2 separate regions of the Homo sapiens genome follow, and region 2 is linked to region 1. The links are chromatin loops, found by intact Hi-C in ENCODE. Cell type or tissue: HepG2. All regions are shown on one strand. Each heading gives the region's core, and the rest is flanking DNA. Links, peaks and the distances in the headings are about the cores only.

Evidence for each region. Peaks named below come from ENCODE experiments on the same cell type or tissue, not always from the same donor. Only the 100,000 strongest peaks of a DNase experiment are listed, where the experiment ranks them.
Region 2: it touches region 1 in a loop (3-fold over the local background); 10 of 110 quality-filtered maps call a loop at or near these places.

The regions. Positions count from the first base shown.
Region 1 is chr7:92,040,440-92,043,366 of GRCh38, forward strand. It overlaps AKAP9 (A-kinase anchoring protein 9), which reads left to right. Exons shown (of 50, transcript NM_005751.5): 18 at 235-459; 19 at 1,607-1,747; 20 at 2,229-2,332. Among named protein-coding and RNA genes, the nearest start is that of CYP51A1, 93 kb to the right of the region's middle. RefSeq lists an enhancer at 1,596-1,890 and a silencer at 1,596-1,890. In HepG2, for the core only: no CTCF peak of the experiment used is centred there; a DNase peak (open chromatin) is centred at 1,772.
Region 2 is chr7:91,944,303-91,947,229 of GRCh38, forward strand. The region is part of intron 1 of AKAP9 (A-kinase anchoring protein 9); the gene reads left to right. Among named protein-coding and RNA genes, the nearest start is that of AKAP9, 4.9 kb to the left of the region's middle. In HepG2, for the core only: a CTCF peak has its summit at 1,429; a DNase peak (open chromatin) is centred at 1,359.

The DNA of each region.
Region 1 (2,927 bases), core at 307-2,806:
ATAGCTGTTTTGCTTTTGGAAAATAATGATAAAGTAGCTTTATGTTGTTTTAGAGTTGTAATTAAGAAAAACACCATTTTAAAAATTATGTTTTTGTTTAATAATAAAATATCACATGCTTTATGGGATAAGGAATAGAATTGCTTTCGTATTTGTTTACAATATTAATGCTGACAGATTTTTACAAAATGTGTTATGGTTGAATTGTTTTTTTTTTTTTTTTTACTATTAAAGATTCATGATGAGATTTCAGTGTCAAGCATGGATGCTTCTAGACAACTAATGTTGAATGAAGAACAGTTGGAAGATATGAGACAGGAACTTGTACGACAATACCAAGAACATCAACAGGCAACGGAATTGTTAAGGCAAGCACATATGCGGCAAATGGAGAGACAGCGAGAAGACCAGGAACAGCTACAAGAAGAGATTAAGAGACTTAATAGACAATTAGCCCAGGTAAGGGTCTTGTAGTCCCCTTTCTCTCCCCAGTTATTTTTTTTTCCAAACACCAACTTGAACCAGATCCCCAATTAAAACAACAGTATTTTTTATGTAGCCATAATTTTTTTTTTTTTTTGCCGAAATCTGAATAAACTACATATATTTAGCATCAGGAACACACTCTATACTAAGACAGCAGCTTTAGATCTTGTTAGGGACACCTATCTCAACCTTGGAGTGGGCATTGTCTTTCTGTCATTTTATTTAACTCCTTTTTCAAGCACTGGAAAAGTGGCTACACGGTTTTGTTTTTTTCTTTTAAATCATTCCATTAGCCATATATAGCAAACTCACTTTGACATTTTGGAAATAACATTGTGCTGAGGTGCTCCATTATGCAGTTACTATCATTCAGTTTTACTATCTTCATTTATAGTTTTGTGAGTCCACCAATTAGCATCTCGAAGGTTTACCTTTATCTGTCTTTAATCCATCTTTTTAATCATGAATGGAAATCGGAAGTAGTATGCTTCTGAAACTCTTTCCAGGGAAACATCTCTTCTTGATTTGAGAAATGCAAATTTATTTAACATTCTTATCCCTTTCTTGACTAAATTTAAATACTTCTTGGTATTTGGGAGCTGGATTCTTGTCAACTGCTGTATAAAATATACTCACAAAACCATTGCAGAAAAGCAAGAAATATTTATGTAGAAGTTCTTATGAAAACTTATTGAATTTAATTTTGAAAACTGAAGCTAAGAGAGATAATAAATATCTAGAGATAACTATTAACAGTATTCTTTCAAACATAAAATAATAAGATAATTGGGAGCTGAGCATAAAACATTATTTGGAAAAATTAACTTTGCTTTTCTTCATTGCATTTTGTGAATTCAAACTTCTTAATTTTCAATGCAAAATTGACAAAAATTAATTGAACTGCACAAATTCCTGAATATATAGACTTAATTGGCTTTTAAAAAATATTTTAAATTTTGCATTGATCTTTGTATATACTTTTAACCCCTTACGATGGAATATGAATCATAAGTAGAACCAGGGCCTGTTGGTCCCGGGGGTTAAAAGAAATCTGCTTAATATTTCTACCCTTTTTCTCTATCACAAACAGTATTCTTTCATGACCTTTTTTCTTATTTAGAGATCCTCCATAGATAATGAAAACCTGGTTTCAGAGAGAGAGAGGGTGCTTTTAGAGGAGCTGGAAGCACTAAAGCAGCTGTCTTTAGCTGGAAGAGAGAAGCTGTGTTGTGAGCTGCGCAACAGCAGTACGCAAACACAGGTAGTATGGACTTTGCCCCACCTAGGAGCAATGGATCACCAATTCAGTAGGATTTGTTTGTCTTTGTTGTTGGTATGAGATGTATTCTTTTATAGGTACTGAGCTTAACATATTTGTGACTGCATGTGTGTAAGGTAGGTGGAGTCAAAATGCCTTACATTTCATTTAAGGTAATTTGAATCTGACATTCTGTTAACAGCAAGTATTGTTTCACCAAAGAGAACCTAACAAACTTTATTGTTGCACTACAGCATGGATAATTTGAACCCATTAAAATTTTTTATTTGTGTACGAGAATGTTTTATCCTCTTTTGATAACACTAATCTCGAGTGTAGTTAAATATTATACCAACCAGTATCAATTTTGTGCACAGAGGTTTCTATTTTATCTCATACCAATATAGAAGAATGACATGCTGTTTCCAAGTTGACAGGTTTTCTTTCTGTCTTCTCCTCTCTTCCTTTACACAAACTTAAACAGAATGGAAATGAAAACCAAGGAGAAGTTGAAGAACAAACATTTAAAGAAAAGGAATTAGACAGAAAACCTGAAGATGTGCCTCCTGAGATTTTGTCTAATGAAAGGTATACAAAATGTGTACTTTTTCAGTGCAAAGTAAATTAAAATGGTTGTTTCAATGTAATAGACTTTGTCCTTATTTTTATCTTGTACATTGATACTTTGTCTTAAAAATCATCATACCATCTGTGTATGAAACATGTCCATGTATGTGTAGTATGTAAAGGATTTTCAGTTTTTCATCATTAAATAGATAACATTTTAAAAAAATCTTTTCTATATAAATTTTGATTGGATATTAATCACATACTTAACTGTTAATCACCTGATGTTAGCAAAACTTTTCCTTACTTTGATTTTGTAGAGGTTAATATAAAAATGTGAAATATTAAGTGAGAATAGTTATCCTACATTAGTATTAAAGACTTTAAGCACAATATTTTAAACTTTGTTTTGTTCAAATGAAAATAATTTCTTTAATTTTAAATTAAAACTAATATTTACTTCTTAATTTCCTCCTTTTCCAATTTCTGTGACTGTCAACCCTCTTGTGTCCTCCTAACCTCCTTCCTCAGCTTGCATGGAGGAATTTGGCCCCTAAGATTTTGGCTTCCCCATTGGATCATCAGTATGGAACGCAGTCAGTATGGAACTCAAACA
Region 2 (2,927 bases), core at 297-2,796, 96 kb before region 1:
TATAGGCAATTTTAATTTTCTTTATACTTTTAGTATTTTCCAAATTCTTGATACAATGTATCTCTTTTATGACCAGAAAAGAATATTCAAATGCCATTTTTTTTTTTTTTGAGACAGCCTGTCTCCCAGGCTGGAGTGCAGTGGCAGGATCTTGGCTCACTGCAGCCTCCACCTCCCAGGTTCAAGCGATTCTCCTGCCTCAGCCTCCCAAGTAGCTGGGATTACAGGCATTTACCACCACGCCTGGCTAATTTTTGTATTTTTAGTAGAGATGGGGTTTCACCATGTTGGCCAGGCTGGTCTCGAACTCCTGCCGTTAAGTGATCTGCCTGCCTCGACCTCCCAAAGTGCTGGGATTACAGGCATGAGCCACTGCACTCAGCCTCAAATGCCATTTTTTAAAAAACATAAAGGCTTATCAAATACATTATATTAAACACATGTTATAGTGTATGACCATTATCCAGAACAGGAAAATGAGGCACAGAATAACTAGGTTTCCTATTTTAGCGTAGGCCTGGAATTGTAATTGCTATTTCAGTGCAGAGTGTATAATATAGTTGGGATTATATTGTTAGACATTTTATAGATTTCCTTTCTGTTTTTGTTGTGCTTATTCTTTCCTTGCTGTTAGTTCGTATTGCTATGGGCATGCTCTTACTCCTCATCTGCCTCTTTTCCTAATTTGCTGTTTTAGATTTGCTACGACTAAGGAACCCAGAACTGAGGTTGACAGAATACTATGTAAAAAGAAAAAACAACAACAACAAAGACCTTAGGCGGGGTGTGATGGCTCACTCCTGTAATCCCAACACTGGGAGGCTGAGGTGGGAGGATCGCTTGAGCCCAGAGGTTCTAGATCAGCCTGGGCAATGTAGTGAGACCCCATCTCTAAAAAGAAAAAAGTATAAAAAACAAAACAGGTGGGGCGCAGTGGCTCACACCTGTAATCCAAGCACTTTAGGAGGTTGAGGTGGGTGGATCATCTGAGGTCAGGAGTTTGAGACCAGCCTGGCCAACATGGCAAAACCCCGTCTCTACTAAAAAATACAAAAAAATTAGCCAGGCGTGGTGGCAGGTACTAATCCCAGCTACTGGGGAGGTGGAGGCAGGAGAATCACTTGAACCCAGGAGGTGGAGGTTGCAGTGAACCGAGGTTGTGCCACTGTACTCCAGCCTGGGTGACAGAGCAAGACTCTGTCTCAAAAAACAAAACAAAACAAAAACAGAGGCCAGTGTAGCCTGCCCAGTGGGCTTTAGGGCAGTTTAGTTTTTCTGCTGCTTGTTGGTTGTTTTGGTTTACTGTTGGGTCCTCAGCTATTTCCTCAGTATTGATGTTGCAAGAAGCATGACCCTGGGAGATGTGAGACATTACTGCATTATGTATTAAGTAAATATTTTCAGAGCTGGGCTAGCTCCCTCTGCAGTGTTTTGACGAGGATGGCACTACATAGGTTGTCCTTGTGTTGAACCAAACTATTTTAACTCCATTTTAAATGACTTCATTTTTTTCCAAGTATAATTATTCATGGCACGTAAAGGAAGTATTGTAATTTAAGTGAACAGAATTAAATAGAGGACAGTTGTATATTTAATATAAAATTATTACTCATGTAAATTTGCATTAGGTATACTTTTTAAAGTTATTCAGTATTTTATATAATGGGCATTATTTGCTGAATAATTATAAAAAACTACTGTCTATTATATTCAGTAATTTGTAATTACATGACTTTTGTTTAACAAACATTTTCAGTGTGAAGAGTAGTTCCAATTGTGTACAAAAAAAAGGATGGTGCTCCATGCAAGCTGTATATTGATTATTGATAGCAGGACTTTTCAGTTACTGTTTCCACTGTGATAGACAAAGCTGGTTATGGTGTAAAACTGTTCTTTGCATATTTCAGATACTTTGTTCCACAGCTAAGAAAGTGTTTTCCCTTCCTGTTTTAAGCATTCTAGTTTTTCATACTTAGATGTGGCAGAGCTTACTTAGCATTCCGAGTAGATGCAGCAGTTTGATAGCTTCATCAACATTTATTGCAGCAATAGTGCAGTGCCTGTGACTTAAAACTAATTCATAACCTTCAGGCTTTTTTTTTTTTTGAGACGAGATCTCGCTGTGTTGTCCAGGCTGGAGTGGCAGCCTGCCTTGACCTCCTGAGCTCAAGTGATCCTCCTGCCTCAACCTCCTGAGCACCTGGGACTACAGATGTGCACCACCACACCTGGCTAATTGTTAAAATTTTTTTGTAGAGATGGGATTTCACCATGTTGCCCAGGCTGGTCTTGAACTCCTGGGCTCAAGCAATCCTCCTGCCTTAACCTCCCAAAGTGCCGAGATTATAGGGGTGACCCACTGCACCCAGCTTAGGCTTTGTCGGAATGAAGCAAAACATGGTGTTTAGAGAGAGAATGTGGAGGAAGGAACGTGATGCCCTGTCAGTGAAACTGAAAGTTGAATGATAGCTCATGGAAAGAGGAAGTGAAAAAGGTAGGATACATCCAAGTGATTGAAATATGACAAGAATGGAACAAAAATTTTTTCAAACAAAAACATCTCTTATTTTATAAATAAAAAGGTTCATAGTAAAAGCTAAACTATGTCTACAAAATATCTATTATAGGCTACTGAATATTGAAATGTAAATGAATTTCTTCTAATATAGCTAGAAAAGGTTATGGTAAATTGCTAAACAATAAGGGACATTATTTATATTCATTTCTTAGTAAGATTCCACTAAAATTAAGATTAGTCACTTTATGTAATTGCTTAACATCCATTTAAAAACTATAATTTGGAAAAGCTACGGAATTTTTCAAAACTTATTTATAAAAGTGGTTTGGTGTCTGGGGTGTGTGTGTGTGTGTGCGTGTGTGTGTGTGTGTGTGTGCTGGAGAGAGGGAGAAAGAGAATTTATAATACT